2 separate regions of the Mus musculus genome follow, and region 2 is linked to region 1. A link is a loop called in an ENCODE intact Hi-C map of the cell type or tissue named here. Cell type or tissue: heart. All regions are shown on one strand. Each heading gives the region's core, and the rest is flanking DNA. Links, peaks and the distances in the headings are about the cores only.

Evidence for each region. A loop is a pair of places that touch in the nucleus more often than their neighbours do. Peaks named below come from ENCODE experiments on the same cell type or tissue, not always from the same donor. Only the 100,000 strongest peaks of a DNase experiment are listed, where the experiment ranks them.
Region 2: it touches region 1 in a loop (2.3-fold over the local background); 1 of 42 quality-filtered maps calls a loop at or near these places.

Annotation. Positions count from the first base shown.
Region 1 is chr11:101,728,320-101,738,153 of GRCm38, reverse strand. Dhx8 (DEAH (Asp-Glu-Ala-His) box polypeptide 8) reads right to left here and starts at 5,198. Exons shown (of 23, transcript NM_144831.2): 1 at 4,966-5,198; 2 at 3,913-3,998; 3 at 2,704-2,776; 4 at 2,260-2,345; 5 at 388-497; 6 at 1-24. The coding sequence starts at 5,113. In heart, for the core only: a CTCF peak has its summit at 5,338; a DNase peak (open chromatin) is centred at 5,213; H3K4me3 peaks cover 1,694 bases; H3K27ac peaks cover 1,989 bases.
Region 2 is chr11:101,445,385-101,455,218 of GRCm38, reverse strand. It overlaps Ifi35 (interferon-induced protein 35), which reads right to left and starts at 6,807. Exons shown (of 7, transcript NM_027320.4): 1 at 6,597-6,807. The coding sequence starts at 6,617. It overlaps Rpl27 (ribosomal protein L27), which reads right to left. Exons shown (of 5, transcript NM_011289.3): 5 at 9,623-9,780. The coding sequence ends at 9,732. In heart, for the core only: a CTCF peak has its summit at 4,594 (motif pointing right); DNase peaks (open chromatin) are centred at 6,038 and 6,818; H3K4me3 peaks cover 1,362 bases; H3K27ac peaks cover 1,069 bases.

The DNA of each region.
Region 1 (9,834 bases), core at 704-8,703:
CTCTTCTTCTTCTTTGTCCTGTCCCTAATAAATCAACAAGGACCTGTTTGAAAAAAATAAACCAACCCAACTTCACCTCTAAATCCCCAAGCACCCAGGACAGTGTCACTCCGTATGAGCTAGGAACCTCTAACTTCTTAACTGGACCACAATCCCCACAGGCCAGTAATGACATAGATGTAGTTGGTCTCCGTCAGCTCTGATTTCTATCTTCTGTACACCATAGCATTTCTGGTATAAATACCTTTAGCATGGAGCAATGAAGTCCAACCTAGACACAGCCTGTTAAGAGTCTACACACTTTCTCCACAATTTGCTTTACTGGTCCACAAATTCCAACTGTCATAGTATACCACACGTGAAGACGAACAGGACATAAGGACAAACCTGTGCTCAGGGTCTCTTTGTTTCTCTTGGCCTGCTGCGCTGGGCATTAAAGCTTCCAGCTCTTTCAAGACGTCCACAGCGACTTTCACATCTTCCTCATCCAACATGGTCTATAGGGTCAGAGGACAGCAAAGTAATGAAAAGGAGAAAAAAAAAAAAAAAACCCTACCCACCTTCTACATCACTAGCCTGCAGAAGTCAGTTCCCTCCTTCCAACATGATGTGGGTCCTGGGTACCAAACTCAGGTTGTCAGGCATGCTGGCAAGCACCTTTACCCACTGAGCCATCACCCCGGCTCCAGATGTGAAAACTTTTAAAAAGCAACACTCTGTGCTTTCCTTTCCTGTCCAATACATTCTATAGTTTTTACTGCTATCCACTGCGACACAGACTATAGGCCCTCTGTATTGACAAGGTCTATATCCTAGATTCAGACAACTGCATGTTTACAGGTTTCCTTGACTGCCTAAGCAATATGGCCTAGGCTGCTACTTTTACATGGTGCTTACACTGTACTGGGAAATCTAGAAATGATGTAAAGTGTGTGAAACGATGCATGTGTGCTACATGCAAATTTTATACTCCTCTTGTCTGAGGAACTTGAGCATCAGATCTTGGTACCTGTGGGTTCTGGAACCAACCCCCTGTAAATACCAGAGTATACTGGTACCCATTTGTTTACTGCCCATTTCTCTCTCCCACTAAGCAGGCTATTAATTTCCTACTCTCCATCCAAAAATAGCATGTAATCTGCAAAAAGACAGAAAACCTTATCTGCTCTCTTTACTGTTACTTGGTTGGTACACAGCAAGTATGATCAGCCAGCTTGCCTCCATCTTGGACTTGAGAGCCATCTTACAATAAAGGCAAACTAGGTTCATTCCTATTTATGATTAAATCTGTTTCTCAAGGATTGGAGTATGTCCCACTGGCAACCTTTATTACAAATGGTTCTGTAACTGCCTGTTCCAGGAATGGCAATCATGTCTGTTTCAGAAAGTTGTTGTGACCATCTTGCAACTCTACCTTTGTTTCAAAAGGTTACTATTATAACCACCTGTTGTTATGACACCTTGTTACATTCTAACCCTGCCTATTTGCCTGCCAAATCCCCCATTTGAAAATCGCCTACCCCTGAGCTAGAAAAACTTTGTCTTCCCCATGCCCAATGCTGACTTCTTGAGCCCTACCTTAGGAAGAGGCAGCCTATATACACGAAAAAAGCTTGCTTTAATTAACTGCTTGCTTTATTTAACTTGATCATGATTTGGGTTGGTGGGTTTTCTCATCCGATCTTTGGGATTAACAAGTACTCAGTAAACTCTAAGGTTTTGTTATTTTTTTTTCCTTTCTATGCAACCCTGGTTATCCTAGAACTCAACATATAAACCAGGCTGGCCTTGGACTCACAGAGGTCCCTTGTTTCTGTCTCCTAAATGCTGGAATTAAACAAATTCACCAACATAGCTATCCTAAAATGACATCTTTTAAACATACCATTGTTTCCCCAAGTCCCCAAGCCTTTGAATATTAATCTCTGGACCCTTTCATATTCTTTTTTTTTTTTTTTTAGATTTATTCATTATATGTAGGTACACTGTAGCTGTCTTCAGACACACCAGAAGATGCATCAGATCCCAGTACAGATGGCTGTGAGCCACCATGTGGTTGTTGGGATTTGAACTCAGGACCTCTGGAAGAGCAGTCAGTGCTCTTAACCACTGAGCCATCTCTCTAGCCCCCCTTTCATACTCTTGCTCGGAAAAACATCACACAACAGACACCAAGTTAAAATCCAGACAATGGCTAGGGAGAAGAAAAGGGACAGAGGACAGGCACTTGGGCAGACACTCCCCACACGGCCCCCGTACCCGAGCTGAAGGGTTGTCCGGCTGGCAGAGGACGGGGAAGAGTTCCCTCAGCTTTTCTTTTTCGGTTTTGGGTTTAACAACCGGATCTGAGTTCATTAAGGAGCAGGGATAAGAAAGAGACAGATATATTTAATATTACTAGTGAATGCAATAACTTCAACATTAGATTTGTATCAAATGCAAAAAACAAACAACATTTTACTACATATATCACATACGTACTAGAAAATTTAGCTTGATTGTCTAAATCCATTAACTTCGAAAGCCTCACCAAGCAGTGTGCTGGTGAAGGAGGGGAGGGAGACTATCAGCCCTCATTTGAATGTCTCAGAATTCGATTAGAGCATTCTCTTGCTTAGCAACAGCTGAGAGCAAAGTGCAGTTCACAGGGATGCCACCACCCAGCCCCTTCTGGAGGCTCTGCTCAGCTGGAGCCCTCCTTACCTTTACTGGTAGAAGGCTTTGCAGGAGGCCGCATGGTCTGTATGAGACGCAGGAGGTTGCTAATAAGAGAATCCTACAAAGAAAAGAAGCACAGACATAGCACGTCAGCCTCTGGATCTGGCTCAATATTACAATAGGATATGCTGTAGGGAAGTGTGCTTATGCCCTCAATGTGTGCTGACTAGACAAGAAAGCACAGAATGTCAGCCTGGGACAGCAGGAAGCTAAGTTAGACCAGAGGTTCTCAGCCTGTGGGTCACAACCCTTTTAGGAGTCACCTAAGACCATCAAAAAACACAGATATTTACATTATGAGTCATAACAGTAGCAAAATTAGTTATGAGGAAGTAACAAAACATAAATGTATAGTTGGGAGGCACCACAACATGAGGAACTGTATTAAAAGGTTGCAGCATTAGAAGGCTGCAGACCACTGGCTTGGACGATACCCAGAGACCATTTCTTCCCATCTTTTAAAATTGTCTCCAAACCCTAGACTATTATTGCTCCTGACGTCATTTTTCATTTGTTTGTTGGTTTTTTGAGACATGATTTCTCTTGTGTAGCCCTGGCTGTCCTGGAACTCACTCTGTAGACCAAGCTGGCCTCAAACTTAGAAATCTGCCTGCCTCTGCCTCCCAAGTGCTGGGATTAAAGGTGTGGGCCACAACTGCCCGGCTTGTCCCTGACGTCCTGATTCACAGAACAAGAATGTCAACATCAGGGGCTGGAGAGATGGCTCAGGGGTTAAGAGCACCAAATGCCCTTCCAGAGGTCCCGAGTTCAATTCCCAGCAACAACACATGGTGGCTCATAACCATCTGTAATGGGATCTGATGCCCTCTTATGGTGAGTGTCTGAAGACAGCTACAGTGTACTCACATAAATAAGATAAATAAATCTTTAAAAAATGTAAGTGAAGAAAATATCTAATAAAAAATTAAAAACAAACAAACCAACAACAACAACAAAAGAATGTCAGCATCCTCAGACTTACTGCCGGAAGTCCTGCGGCATTCTCCTAGGACAGTGGGGAAGGAATCTGGCTCCCTGGCCAGCAACGCAACTTTACACATTTGATGGCTTATTTACTTGATATGCACAAATCGCTCCTTCCTACTTAAAAATCCTTTAGTGCGATCAAAATTTAAATTCAGTAGCAACACCAAAGAAACAAAAAGGAAACAAAGAATCTTCAGATATACATACTGTGAATTCTGCACCATTTTTGACCAGAGAAGCCTTAAAAGTATCAAAGGTAGTATTTTTCTCAGCAAGACTGATGACAAATTCAGCTGTTAAAAAAAAAAAAAGGAATTATAAATGGACTCAGATAATAATTAAATTATAAAAGAACTCAGGAATCCGCCTGCCTCTGCCTCTCAAGTGCTGGGATTAAAGGCGTGCGCCACCACTGCCCGGCTTTGTCGTCGTTTTTTGTGACGGGTCATACCCTGATACATACCATGCCCAAGCTACCCTCAGATTATCTACGTGTGACTTTGGAATTACTAATCATTCTGCCCTCACATCCCAAGCCTGAGATCCTAGGCGCCTGCCTGGCTGTCATTTACTTTTGAGGACATTCTGAAAAAGCCCAACACCACCCAACCCTGTACCTATCAAACGGAAGTGTTCCCCTCATGCTTCTAATTCACATACTCGGCCTCTCATTTTCACAAGGGCTCCGGCTATGCATATAATTACGATCTGGGCCCCGAGCCTTTCTTATTTTCTCTCTGGGTCCCCTAGTCACAGTTTGCCCTTAAACATCTAATGACTAGTATGTGAGAGATAAGAAGATGTAACTAATTTAAGAGCACGGCTCAAAGCACAAGCTCGAAGTAGATGCTGACTACTGCCTGACTGTGCGAAGACCAAACAAGATAATGTAGATGAAGAGCTACCCATAATATCTTGTGAGCTTCTAAAAATTACTGGCCGTAATTACAACCATCATCTTCGCGGGGGCTGCTGCTGCTGCTATTGTTAAAGCTATTTCGCCCCCCAGAACTGAAAAACAACAATCGAGCAGAAATTGCTGCCCCAGCCTTCACCGGCAGCTCACAGAAATGGTTTCTAATAGCTCGGACCGGATGGTTCTCAAGCAGAGGCCACCGCCACAGGTTCCCGGAGCCCAAGTCACGATGACACACACACAGACACAGACAGACAGACACACACACACACACCATCAACCGCTTCTCTCCTGCCTCCCTCACCCCCAAAATCAAAAGCCATCGGGACCTTCCTCCAGCTCACCCAGATCCTTGTCGTTGATGCCCAAGTGATTGTCCAGCTCCGTGCAAACCTTCGACACCAAAGACAGGTACTCAAGTTTAGCGAGTTCTTCCGCCGGGCCGGGCTCCGAGCCCATTAGGACCCCGGCGGCGGCCACGGCTACAGCCATGGCTACAACTTCCCTTTGGTCTCCTTCCGGCCGGCCAGAACGCGAAGCCACAGCTTCCACTTCCGGGTCGGCGCTCGTCTCTTTTGTTTACAGGGACGTCAAGTAAAGTTAACCGTCTTTGTAAGGATCAGCGAGATCTGGCAGGAAGTTCCCACAGACGGGCCAGACGCACTGAGTTACGCTGTTCGTTCAGTGGCGGCCTCTAGCGGGGGGGAAGACTCCACCCGCCTTTAGGTTTTTTTAAGGATCAATCTCAGCGCGCCTCTGTGATCCGTCAGCAGAGGGCGACCGTGGCCTGCGCGACTGAACAGCGCCTCGGAAAAGCAAGTTGGCTTGTCCTTGATCAGCTCAGTTCCTGACCTCATGGCAAGTGATCTCAAGTGACCTTACACCAGCAGACGCTAGATTCTGGCTGCTTATCTGTAAACTCGGATAATACGGTCTAAATGAAATAGATATGCAAAGTGGCTGAGCCACAGTAGGCACACTGAAAATATTAGTTGCTGTTATAACCCCCCCAAACTGCGAGTGGTCCAGCAAAGCTTATCTCAAGCATTCCTGTTGCCAAAACCCTCAGTCCTCTTAAAATCTGCTTCTCTAAATGTCAGCTGTGTTGTGAACCTGAGGTCATAAATTCAGGTGTCCCAACTTTTACTTTTCCCTTTGGCAGAACCTTGCAATGAAGATGAAGGGTTTCCCATGTCTTAGTATTCTGTGTAAAAAACAAGAAAATACTTCCTCTAAGGTGAGTAGCCCTCCCATCAGTCAAAAGACAGAAAATGAGCCCCCTCTGCTACTGTTGGCTGACTCTGTTGCACTACTGTGTCTTTGAATTATTGGGAACACTTCAGTGATAACGAGTTGCAGGGAAGCTGGGCAGGCTGGTGCTCTCCTTTAATTGAAGCACTCGGAGGGCAGAAACAAGCTGTTCTCTGAGACTGAAGTCAGCCAAAGTTACACAGTGAGAACCTCTCTCAAAATTGCAGGCAAAGGACTATCACAGTAGTTCCGTGTTTCCAGGTTCCCAAGGATTTAGTACATTGCCATCTGAGTTCCTGATGCCCTTCCCTTCCTTATAACTTACTTGTTTTTATTTCCTATACATGGTTTTGCCTGCATTCATGTCTGTGTAAGGATGTCAGATCCCCTGGAACTGGAGTAACAGATAGTTGTGAGCTTCGGTGTGAGTGCTGGAAATTGAACCCAGATCCTCTGGAAGAGTGACCAGTGCTCAGAACCATGAGCCATTTCTCCAGGACTCACTCCTTCCTTCCTTCCTTCCTTCCTTCCTTCCTTCCTTCCTTCCTTCCTTCCTTTCTCCGTGAACAGAATGAGAAAGTCTGCCCTTGATGCTGCTTGCTTATCTGCCAGTATGGAGTTAGGTTTCAGGAGTTAATTCCACTTGACCCTTCTTTCTCTACATCTCCTTGCTACTAAAACTTCATATTTCTATCCAGCTGCACTTTTAACACTTAACAAGAAGAAAGGACAAAGAGATTGGGAGCTGTTTTTTAAAGCTCTATCAGAAAAGACTCTAAATTGGACATGGCTGCACTCGATTTTAATCCCAGTACTTGGGAGCTAGAGGCAGGCAGATCTCTGTGAGTCCTAGGCTAACCTGGTCAACATAGTGAGTTCTGGGACAGCTAAAGCTAAATGAAAAGACTAATATCCCAGGTGTAAATCATGCCTGGTAAATCCCAGCACTTCTCAGGAGACAGAAAGTCAGCCTTAGTAACTACATGGTGAGTTTGAGGCCAGCCTGAGCTACCTAGCAAGAAAGACCCTATTAACAACCACACAAAAACGCTATAGAATCATAACATGTAGTCATGGTAACAACTTTCAGAATTGTTTGAGAATTGCTGTGTGTATGTCTCAAGAGTAAACATGAACAGGACACTGTAGCCACCCGCGGCCACACGAACTGGGGGAGGCTTACAGGACAGTGTGTTACATTTTATCTTCTTTTGAGTACTGGGGTTGTAGCTTGTTTGGTAGAGTGCTTGGTTAGCATGCAGGGAGCACTGGGTTCAAACCCCCCCCCCAAACTATGTAAAAAGCAGATAAGGAAGAGCTGAAGAGATGCCTCAGTGATTTGGGGGTGCTGACTGCTCTTCCAGAGGACCTGGGTTCAATTTTCAGCACCCACATGACAGCTCACAACTGTAACTTCAGTTCCAGGAGATCTGACACCCTTTCTGGACTCCATAGGCATTGCATTCACATGGTGCACAGACATCATGCAGGCAAAAGACTCATACACCTAAAATAAAGATAATAAATCTTTTTTAAAAATAATAGGAAGAGGCAGGCGGATCTCTTAGGTCAAGGCCAGCCTGGACTACAGAATGAGTTTCAGGACAGCCAGAGCTACACAGAGAAACCCTGTCTCAAACCCCAACCTCCCCTCAAAAAATAAATTATTTCCAGGCCAATAAAACGGATCAGTAGGTCAAAGTGGGTTCAGATCCCCAGACCCCCATGTGTAAAAGAGCTGACCCCTGCAGGCTGTTCCTCTGACCTTCGCTCACCATGACATGTACACACCCACACCCATAAATGCAATGTGTTTACTATATTATAATAAATAGAGCAAACAGGTATTCCTGTGGCCAGAGAGAGGACGGCTCAAGAGCACTCGCTGCTCTTGTAGGATATGGGTTCGATTCCCAGCACCCACTAAGGTGGCTCACAAATGCCTGTAACTCCAGTTTTCTTTTGTTAAGATTTATTTATTTATTTTATGCATATGAGTACATCACCATCGCTCCCTTCAAACACACCAGAAGAGGGCATCGGATCCCATTACAGATGGTTGTGAGCCACCATGTGGTTGCTGGGATTTGAACTCAGGACCTCTGGAAGAGCAGTCAGTGCCCTTACTTGCTGAACCATCTCTCCAGCCCCGTAACTCCAGTTTTGAGGGATCTGAAAGGCCTTTGGCTTTTTCTACAGGTCTGAAACCGAGCCACTGAGAGAAACACCCGTGTTCTAGAAGGCAAAAATCAGAATTACTTAGCTTCCAAATGTGTGACTATAACCCAACGGTCATTGTCTTTAAGGCAGGAAGCTTCAGAAAAAATGGCCTGACCCCCACTAGCGAGCCTTTGAGATAGCCTAAAGTCCAAGAATGACCTGAGTCCTTCTGTCTAGGAACTCACGGGGAGAGACTGACTCCCAGGACTGAGCTGTTTTTCCCTTAAACTCTTTTCCCAACCTATTTATCAGATTCGTATTGAACATCTACTTTGTTTCTAGGCACTGTGGTGGGTCTGGATAGGATCGTGAGGGAACCCAAAGGACAGTGGAAAACATCAAAAGAGAAGCAGAATGTTCTAAATGCCATACTTGGCCAAGGGAGCTTTCTGCAGAGCTGTGTTTATAACACAAGTCTGTCTGCTGCCTAAACAGGAAAGCAGGTGATTGGAAGGCAGGAAAACATGAACCAGGTCTGTTCCCTGTCTTCTGAGGGCAGCTGGAGCAAGAGAGGGAGCGGCAGATCCTAGCCAGAACCATTTATCCTGTTGAAATCCATTGTTTGTTTGTCTTATCTTCCAATGGCCAGGCTCGGCCTCGATTTTGCACAAAACATTCCTGACCTAAAATTCTCTCTGTCCTTAGGCCATCAACCTGCCATCAATAATAACAGATGCTCTGGGCTCTAAATCTGCCCAGGCTTTGGAGTATTAAGCAAAAAAAGCATTCCTCCTCAGCAGGCCTTCTCTTCTGTTTATTAGCCCCTAGTCCCATCTTGGTTGTGTTTAAAATGTCAGGCAACAAACAAAAACCCCCCAAAACCCAGACACTATGATGTGGACTCGAGAAACTGGTTGAGTTTGCATGTTTTTTCTCACATGTGAATGCCTTTAATCCCAGCATTCAGGAGGCTAAGGCTGCTGGATCTTTGTGAGTTCAAAGACAGCCCGGGTAAACCAGGGGTATTTAGTGAGACTCTGCCTTAATAAAAACAAACAATATAGTTCATAGGCATATGTAGGACATTAAAGGAAAAGGAAGACGGTGAGAGTGAAGGGAGAGATTTGAAGTCCCTCTGAGAAACTACGGCATGTGACATACCTGGTATAAAGGTTTATGTGGGAGAAGGGGAGGAAGAGACAGGGTATTGGCAGACAGATGGAAGCAGAGCCATGAGGGCAGAGAAGGGGGTACAGAGAAGGACAGAAAGAGGGAAAGGGAAAAAAGAAAGACCAACCAGGGACACATGGAAATAGAGAAAAAGAGAGAACCTGGGTGGTGAGCGCGGTCCTTTAATTCGCTGCACCTGCCCATGGCAGGTAATGGCAGCAGATAAGCCTTTGCCAGATCCCTGGGAGGAGCCTATCGGAATCTCCAGTAAGCTAACTGTTACAGTGAAAACCTCTTGCATGCTAACCAAAAATGTAAGAGAAGGCTGGTGGAATGGCTCAGTGGGTAAAGGCACACACACACACACACACACACACACACACACACACACACACATTACTGTAAAGAAAAAAGTAATAAGAGGGAGAGTATAGGGTTAAAAAGAGACAGAGGGCTGGAGCGATGGCTTAGTGGGTAAGAGCACTGACTGCTCTTCCAGAGGTCCTGAGTTCAAATCCCAGCAACCACATGGTGGCTCACAACCATCTGTAATGAGATCTGATGCCCTCTTCTGGTGCGTCTGAAGTCAGCTACAGTGTACTTATGTATAATAATAAATAAATTTAAAAAAG
Region 2 (9,834 bases), core at 1,122-9,121, 280 kb after region 1:
GCAGAGGTCAGGTATTACAGGCATGAGCTGCCGACCCATCAACTAAACCTTTCAAAATGACTGTACCACTCAATTCTTGTTACAGTGCTATGGATGTAACTGTCTTGTCCCGACTTTACAGATGAAGGGGTGAACTGAAAAAGGTTAAAGGCTTTGTCAAAAGTCATTCAGCCAGGCCAAATGATGCCGGAAGGCTCTGTCAATCAGCGTTTCCCAGTGAAGAAATGAAGTCCAGAGTGGAGAAGGAATTTGCATATCCCAGCTTTCCTCTTTCCACACACCAAGCAGCCTTTCAGGCTGGTGTGCGTTGGAGCGAGTCCAAACAGAACAGCCACAGAACAGAGAGGAAGGAATACCCATGAATGCACCTTTGTTTGTGGGAGAGCGCAGACATTGGCTGGCAGAGCTCAGGAGGGCATGAGGAAACCTGATAATTAAGACTGACCCACAGAATGTCACCTTTACTTGGAATGATCCAACCTGACTCGATCTCCTCTGTATCCCTAATGTCTAGAGAAGTTTCTGGAACAAAACAGGCATCAGTAAACGTGCGACAAGTGAAGCGCGTGACAGGATAGGAGCCCCTCACAGGTGTCACTGAAGACACTCCGTGTTTGTTCTGTTTGGAGCAGAGGAAAATTAGAGCTTGAACCACATTATGTCTGCTCGGGACTGGCGAAAGGTCCCTGTTTATAGCTGTGACTCAGAGGTTACAGTGGGTTTGAGGGCCAGTAAGATGACACCAGGGAGTCAGGATCTCTGTGGGACAATGAGGAGTGGTTTTATATTTCTCCACAAAGATGTGGTTCCAATAATTTCTATTTTTTTCTTTTTAGAAATAATTTTTGTTGTTGTTTTGTTTTTGCTATTTTGTTTTAGGTTTTTGTTTGTTTGTTTGTTTGTTTTGTGGGGTTGTTTTGGGGTTTTTTGAGACAAGGTTTCTCTGTGTAGTCCTGGCTGTCCTGGCTCTCACTCTGTAGACCAAGCTGGGCTCAAACTCAGATTTTTCCCTGCCTCTGCCTCCTGAGTTCTGGAATTAAAGGTGTGTACCACACAGTTGATCTGGTGTGTGTGTGTGTGTGTGTGTGTGTGTGTGTGTGTGTGTGTGTGAGTGTGTGTGTGTATGTGCGAGCGTGCGCGCTCTCGTGTGCATGCAAAAGAGAATGTACATACACATCTGTACACAGCCACATCCACACATGTGGAAGTCTAAGAACAAGGCAGATGTCAGTTCTCCTACCTTGTTTGAGACAAGGTCTCTCAGGTGTCACCACTGTACAGACCAGGCTAGCACTGGACTTCTGCGGACTTCCCTGTCTGTAGCTACCACCTTGACATTGGAGTGCTGGTGTTATAGATGCAAGATACTATGCTCAGCTTTACTTGGGTTCTAGGGATTCAAACCCAGGCCCTCACACCTGCACTGCAGGGGCCTTGCCCACTGAGCCATGTCCCTACTATGTAACATTTTATCTTTTTAAACCTATTATTGGTCATGTACATTTTCATTTTTCTCTTTTTTTGTATTGGTGTTTTGGATACAAGGTCTCTAGATAGCCCAGCTAACCCTAAACACCAGCAACCCTCCTGCCTCAGCCTCCAGAGCATTGACTGGAATCACAGGAATGCACCATATTCCTGCCTTTCCCCTGTTAGAGAAGATGCTACAAGAGTAATCTTTGCGGGCTGGAGAGATGGCTTAGTGGTTAAGAGCACTGACTGCTCTTCCAGAGGTCCTGAGTTCGATTCCCAGCAACCACATAGTCGCTCACAACCATCTGTAATGGGGATTTGATGCCCTCTTCTGGTGTGTCTGAAGACATCAACAGTGTACTCACATATATGAAATAAATAAAAATCTTTAAAACAAACAAACAAAAAGAGTAATCCTTCTGTTCACAGTGGGATAAGCCCATTGTGAGTAGAAACCACTGTTAATCCAAAATGCACTAACATTTGAGTCCAGGATTTGGGATGATCAAAACCACGAGAACCAACACTGGAGCCAAAAAGGACCAGAACCACCCACAGCTGATTCCTTGCGCTAACGACACAACACTACTACAACAACAAGCCACTAAGAAGTTTGCTATTTGGAGCACAGTAGAGGCTGCTGCCGCCAGGACCATTTCTGAAGTAAGTGTCTTTGATGGTGTCCTGTGCTTGCCAGACTTTAGATGGAGCTCATGACTGCGTGAGCTGTTCCATTCATAGCAAAGTGGTTAGGAATCATTTTCCTGAAGCCTGGAAGGACTGAACACCTCCACCTGACTCAGATTTGCTACCAAAGCCCATGTGAAGAAAAAAAAAAAAAGCTTCCTTCATAAGAAAGAACACCAAACATCTTCTGAGAATTATTAAATTAAATTATACTTGCAAGAAATGCATTGCATAAACCAGTTGTGGTGAGCCTACAGTCCCAGCAGTAGGGAGGTTGAAGCAGGAAAACTGAATATGTGGCCAGCCTGGGTTACATATCCAGACCCTGTCCAGGTAAATAAATAGGAAGGGAAAACGGCAAGCACCACACAGAGGAAGTACTCTGAATTCACTTGCCGTGGTTTAGCCTGGCAGACATCAGCTGCCACCGGCATGACTCCGTGCCATACACAGAGATAACATCATATCACAAATGGAAAAGAGCAAAATTCAAAGAGCACTTCCCAGCTAGGTGTGGTGGAGTGCGACTTTAACCCCAGCACTGGGGAGGCAGGTGGAACTCAGAGAGTTTGAGCCCTGTCTGGTCCACACGGAGAGTTTCAAGCCAAACAAGTCTACATGGTGAGACTCTGCATCAAAAGCAAAACAAAAGTGAACAGTGAGAGAAGACACTCCCTGCTGAGTGCTGAGCTTGAACTTCTGATCGTTATGATAAATATAACTGTTAATTGCTTAATCCAAATGCTCCAGTTGCTAAACTCCTGTGATTTACTGTCCCTCCCATGCTGTCCTTCCACCCCAATCCCTGTGTTGGGGACAGAAGCAGGGACTTATGTTAAGCACATGCGCTGTCCCAGAGCTGCACCCCAGCCTACAGGGTGATTTTGTGATGCTTGACTGAGCGTCCTATCTATACCTGACACAGAACTAGGTCCTCAGGAGTCACTGATCCACTTCCCCCGCCTGCTGGATATTAGCATTAGGCTAAAATTTGGGGGTTGGGGGTGCTGCTGGTGAAATGGCTCAGTGATAAAAGCACAAGACACACAGGACTGATGACTTGAGTTTGACCCCAGATCCCATGGTGGGAGGAGAGAACTTCCGGAAAGTTGTCCTGTGACTGCACACGCTCACCATGGCGCGCGCGCGCACACACGCACACACACACACACACACACACACACGCACACACGCACACTAACAATAGTAATGAAGATTATGAAGTGATTAAAAGACATTATTGGCAGGGCTGGAGAGGTGACTCAGCAGTTCAGAGCACTGGCTGCACTTGCAGAGAACTCAGGTTTGGTTCCCACCACCCCACATGTTGGCTCATGACCATCCTTAACTTCCCTGGAGGAATCCAATACCCTCTTCTGACCTCTGAGGATTCCAGTCATGCACATGGTGCAATACATACATGGAGGCAAAACACTCATACGCACAAGATAAGATAAATAAACCTGGGTCTGGAGACATGGCTCAGCAGTAAAGAACACTGGCTGATCTTGTAGAGGTTTAAATGTAGTGAATTAAACATGAGTTTAATTCCCAGCACTCCTGGGGTGATTCACAATCATCTCCTGTAACTCCAGATCCAGGTAACCTAACACCCTCTTCTATCCTCCATAGCTACAGGGCATGCAAGGGCACGCTTCAGGCAAGACACCCATAGAATGATAAAAGATAGAAATAAATCTTTCAGAAAAGATAAGTTAATCTAAAACAAATTTATTGTTATTGTTTATTTTTTGGTTGAGACAGGGTTTCTCTGTGCAGCCCTGGCTGCCCTGGAACTCATTCTGTGTGTGTGTCACCACTGCCTGGCTCTAAAGCAATTTTTTAAAAAAAGACCAAGGGCCTGCAGAGATGGCTCCGCTGTTACAAACACTGCTGTTCTTGCAGAGGACCTATGTCAATTACCAAAATCTTTTTTGTTTTTTTGGTTTTTTTTTGGAGATTTTTTATTTTAATGCGTATGCGGGTTTTGCCTGTACGTCTGAGTACCATGTGCATATAGTACCAGAGGGGGCCAGAAGTGGGTACCAGATCCTCTAGAAATGGAATTACAGAAGGTTGTTGGGTTCCAGGTGAGTGCTAGGGATGGAACTCTGTTCTTCTGGAAGAACAATCAGTGCTGTTAACCACTGAGCCATCTCTCTAGCAGAGTTGCCAGGATTTGAAAAGGAAAAAAAGGCCTGGCAGTGGTGGCGCACGCCTTTAATCCCAGCACTCGGGAGGCAGAGGCAGGTGGATTTCTGAGTTCGAGGCCAGCCTGGTCTACAAAGTGAGTTCCAAGACAGCCAGGGCTATACAGAGAAACCCTGTCTCAAAAAATTAAAAAAATTAATTGTATATTTTTAAATTGTTTACACTTATGGGTTTTTAACTGGCATGTATGTCAGTGTACCACTGCGTGCCTGGTGCCTGGAGAGGCCAGAAGAGGGCACTGGATCCCCAGAAACTAGAAGTAGGGTTATGGATGGCCCTTAGCCAACAGGCTGGTGGTGGGAACTGAAGCCAGGTTCTCTTCAAGAGCAGCACATACTCTGGACTGCTGAGCCAACTCTCCAGGATGTGACTTTACTTTTCAAGATAGGGTCTCTCTCTCACTCACTAACCGAGAGCTGTTCAGTAGGGCTGGGTGGCTCACCAGCAAACCCCACGGCTGTGCTTGGATACAAGCATATGCCACTGTGCTATTTTCTTTAAAGATTTATTTATGTATTTTATGTATGTGAACACACTGTAGCTGTACAGATGGTTGTTGGGGATTGAATTTTAGGACCTCTGCTCACTCCGGTTAACTCTGCTTGCTCAGTCCCTGCTCACTCCAGCACAAAGCTTCATTTATTATACATAAGTACACTGTAGCTGTCTTCAGACGCACCAGAAAAGGGTGTCAGATCTCATTACCGGTGGTTGTGAGCCACCATGTGGTTGCTAGGGTTTGAACTCAGGACCCTCAGAAGAGCAGTCACTGCTCTTACCCGCTGAGCCATCTTGGCAGCCCACTGTGCTATTTTTTTTTGTTTTGTTATCTCAGTTTTTTTTTTTAATTTTTAAAAAAGATTTATTTATTTATTATATGTAAGTACGCTGTAGCTGTCTTCAAACACACCAGAAGAGGGAGTCATATCTTTTTACAGATGGTTGTGAGCCACCATGTGGTTGCTGGGATTTGAACTCAGGACCTTCGGTAGAGCAATCAGTGCTCTTAACCACTGAGCCATCTCACCAGCCTGGTTATCTCAGTTCTTAAGTACTGAATTTCTCCTCGTGCTTTTTTTTTTTTTTTTTAAAGATTTGTTTATTTTATGTATGTGAGTACACTGTTGCTTTTCTCAGGCACATCAGAAGAGGGCATCGGATCCCATTACATGTGGTTGCTGGGAATTGAACTCAGGACCTCTGGAAGAGCATTTAGTGCTCTTAACCACTGAGCCATCTCTCCAGCCCCTCTTCTCATACTCTTAAGGTAAGCAGTTTATAGACTGAGCTAGCTCTCTAGCCTTCCCTCTAGGTATCTTTGTGAAGAAGTGTAATATCCCTACATAGTAAGTGAAGGGATTAGACTGTCAACTTTAGAAAAGCTAATGTTTGGTCCAGTGCAACATGTCTGAAGAAACTAGGATCTGAAACCAGGCAGGTTGGCTCTTCAATATTGCTTTTTCCTTATTTGGCTCCAAATCGCTCCCTTTTTTTATTGTATCTGGGAGATAAATGGAAGTTTTCCGTGCCAGAAGACTAACAAGGGGAGGCAGAGCTGCTGAGGACAAGCTGCATTGGATCCCTCCTCGAAGGTGGCTGCCCACTGTGCTTCCTCCTGAGGCCTCACTGGCTGTTGGCAGGCAGACTTCACAGCTCAACCTAGCCTATCTGAGGTGGCCTCAGTCAGAGGCACTTAGAAAGACCACCTGTCCCAGAGAGGACCAATGGTCAGGTTGACATGGCATTCTGAGGGGAGGAGTTTTTGGCTGGGAAGTACCTCAGAGTATTCCCTTTGCTGTTTAGAATAGCCAGAAACCTTTGATGCTTACAGCTCTCTACAACCCTGAAGCATACATCCACATAAAGAAAGATCAAGGCCGGGCAGTGGTGGCGCACACCTTTAATCCCAGCACTTGGGAGGCACAGGCAGGCAGATTTCTGAGTTCGAGGCCAGCCTGGTCTCCAGAGTGAGTTCCAGGACAGCCAGGGCTAAACAGAGAAACCCCGTCTCGAAAAACCAAAAAGAATGATCAAGGTCCTTACTTTAGGTGTCAGAGTCCTGGTTTTGACAATAGGTAAATGACAAGATCCACAGACCAAGGTACCCTAAGCGCTCTACTTCTCTTCCACCCTTAGCAGGCTTGAGCCGAGCAGGTCTAAGCCTAGAACACTGTGTTCCCGCCCCTCCCCACATGCGACAAATGCTCCCCTGCTCCCGTACTTACAGTTTGCAGGGTCACAGACATGGCTCTCACGTCTGGCAGAAGCTGGGGCTTCAGAGCAGGGTTGGCAGTGAAGAGTTCTGAAGGACTAAACTCTTTGACCCCTCAGAGGTGGCTCTGGTCTCCTCAGCCTCCAGCAGCGTCTGAAACACACTTCCACTGCTGTTGCTTGCTTGCCGGCCTCACTTCCACTTTCATTTCTGTGAATTCTGCTTCTGAGCATACAGCCCCACCCTTGGGCGGAGCCTTCCAAGTCATCAAATCTAACTACCCAGTCAGGCATGTGCTCCTGGGACCGCAAAGGGAAGACTTTCCCAGGCAGCCAGTTCTAGCATAAACCATGGTAGGATTTTTAAGACTTCCAGACAGACAGGCTCTCAGTACTGCAGCTCTAGCTGGCTTCACACCCTTGAGATCTGTCTGCTTTTGCCTCCAAAAAGCTGTGATTAAAGAACTGTGAGTCACCCTGGAGGCAGAGGCAGGCGGATTTCTGAGTTCGAGGCCAACCTGGTCTACAAAGTGAGTTCCAGGACAGCCAGGGCTATGCAGAGAAACTGTCTCCAAAAAACCAAAAAAAAAAAACAAAACAAAAAAAACCTGTGAGTCAAGTGGCGGCGGCACATCTTTGATGCCAGCGTTCAAAGAGGCAGGTGGATCTCTGTGACCAGTCAAGCCTAGTCTACAGAGTGATTTTTCAGGGCAGCCACAGGTACACAGAGAAATCCTACCTCCAAAACCCAAAATATAAAGGGTTCAGCTGTTGAGTACCAGAGGACCCAGGTTCAACTCCCAGTATCCACATGGCTATTGGTAACCTTTTTCTTTTAAAAAAGATTTATTTATTATGTGTAAGTACACTGTAGCTGTCATCAGACACTCCAGACCAGGGAGTCAGATCACATTGCAGATGGTTTCGAGTCACCACGTGGTTGCTGGGAATTGTACTCAGGACCTTCGGAAGAGCAGTCAGTGCTTTTTGTTGGTTTTATTGTTTCCGAGACAGGGGTTTTATCTGTGTAGCCTTGGCTGTCCTGTAACCATGCTGTCTTGTAGACCAGGCTGGCCTGGAACTCCGAAACTCGCCTGCCTCTGCCTCCCAAGTGCTGGGATTAATGGCGTTGAGCCACCACTGTCTGGCGCAGTCAGTGCTTTTATCCACTGAGCCATCTCACCAGCCCAACTAAAAAGCCCTTTTATTTATTTATTTATTTATTTTTTATTTATTTTTTTTTTTTTAAGATTTATTTATTATTTATTATATGTAAGTACACTGTAGCTGTCTTCAGACACACCAGAAGAGGGCATCAGATCTCATTAAGGATGGTTGTGAGCCACCATGTGGTTGCTGGGATTTGAACTCTGGACCTTTGGAAGAGCAGTCGGGTGCTCTTACCCACTGAGCCATCTCACCAGCCCCCTTTTATTTATATGAGCACTCAGTAGCCGTCCTCAGAAACACACCAGAGTTGTGAATCAGATTCTAATTACAGATAGTTGTGAGCCACCATGTGGTTGCTGGGATTTGAACTCAGAGCCTCTGAAAGAAGTCAGTGCTTTTTTTTTTTTTTTTTTTCGAGACAGGGTTTCTCTGTATAGGCCTGGCTGCCCTGAAACTCACTTTGTAGACCAGGCTGGCCTCGGACTCAGAAATCCGCCTGCCTCTGCCTCCCGAGTGCTGGGATTAAAGACGTGCGCCACCTTGCCTGGCTAAGTGCAGAGTTCTGAACTGTTGAACCACCAGTGTCTCCAGCCTCAGGATTTCTTTTTTTTTTTTAAAGATTTATTTATTATTATTTGTAAGTACACTGTAGCTGTCTTCAGACACACCAGAAGAGGGAGTCAGATCTTGTTACGGATGGTTGTGAGCCACCATGTGGTTGCTGGGATTTCAACTCTGGACCTTCGTAAGAGCAGTCGGGTGCTCTTACCCACTGAGCCATCTCACCAGCCCCCAGGATTTCTCTTAATGAATCTTTCACTGAGTCATTTAGCACTGACAAGACAGAAAGTACCCTGGACAAAACTCCTTAACCCTGCACTAGCCAGCACCTGAAGTTGTTCCCTTATGCTTCAGAGATGGTGCCACAATGCAACACTGGCTGGCCTCAGCCTCAGAGATCCACCTGCCTGCCTGAGTACCATCCACATACTTGTATTTTCTGAATGTGTCCATGTGGTAAGGGGTGGGAGTGGCTTCACAGCAAGGTTTCACTATCACCCTGGCTGTCTGAAACCTATCATATAGACTGGCTCTGTCTACCAACTGCAGTAGACCAGGCTGGTTGCAAACTCCCTGCTTCTGAGGACACTTGTGTTTCTCATTGAAAATGCCAGGAACATAAACGCAAGAAACTCAAGAACGAAGACCAAAGTGTGGACACTGTGCCTTCTTAGAATTGGGAACAAAACACCCATGGAAGGAGTTACAGAGACACAGTTTGGAGCTGTGACGAAAGGATAGACCATCTAGAGACTGCCATATCCAGGGATCCATCCCATAATCAGCTTCCAAACGCTGACACCATTGCATACACTAGCAAGATTTTGCTGAAAGGACCCAGATATAGCTGTCTCTTGTGAGACTATGCCGGGGCCTAGCAAACACAGAAGTGGATGCTCACAGTCAGCTACTGGATGGATCACAGGGCCCCCAATGGAGGAGCTAGAGAAAGTATCCAAGGAGCTAAAGGGAACTGCAACCCTATAGGTGGAACAACATTATGAACTAACCAGTACCCCGGAGCTCTTGATTCTAGCTGCATATGTATCAAAAGATGGCCTAGTCGGCCATCACTGGAAAGAGAGGCCCATTGGACTTGCAAACTTTATATGCCCCAGAATAGGGGAATGCCAGGGCCAAAAAGTGGGGGTCGGTGGGAGGGTATGGGGGACTTTTGGGATAGCATTGGAAATGTAAATGAGGAAAATACCTAATTAAAAAAAAATGCCAGGAACAGCTAGCTCATGGGCAAATGTTCACTTTCCTCTAGGAGGCCGTCAAGCCATCAGATGGTTACCAAGCCCAGGTTCACAACAGCACACCTGTTTTATTTCCCCAGTCTCTTCCCACACAAATGCAATAGGCAGACACTTGTATTTTTTTTTTTTTAATTTTTAATGACCAAAACAAAAATATACCTAAAAGCGAAGCTTCTGGAAAAACCATTTGTTCTTCCCTGTCTTGTATCTAGAAAGGAAAAAAATAAACAAATGACACACAGGAAAAAGTAAACAGGAAAAC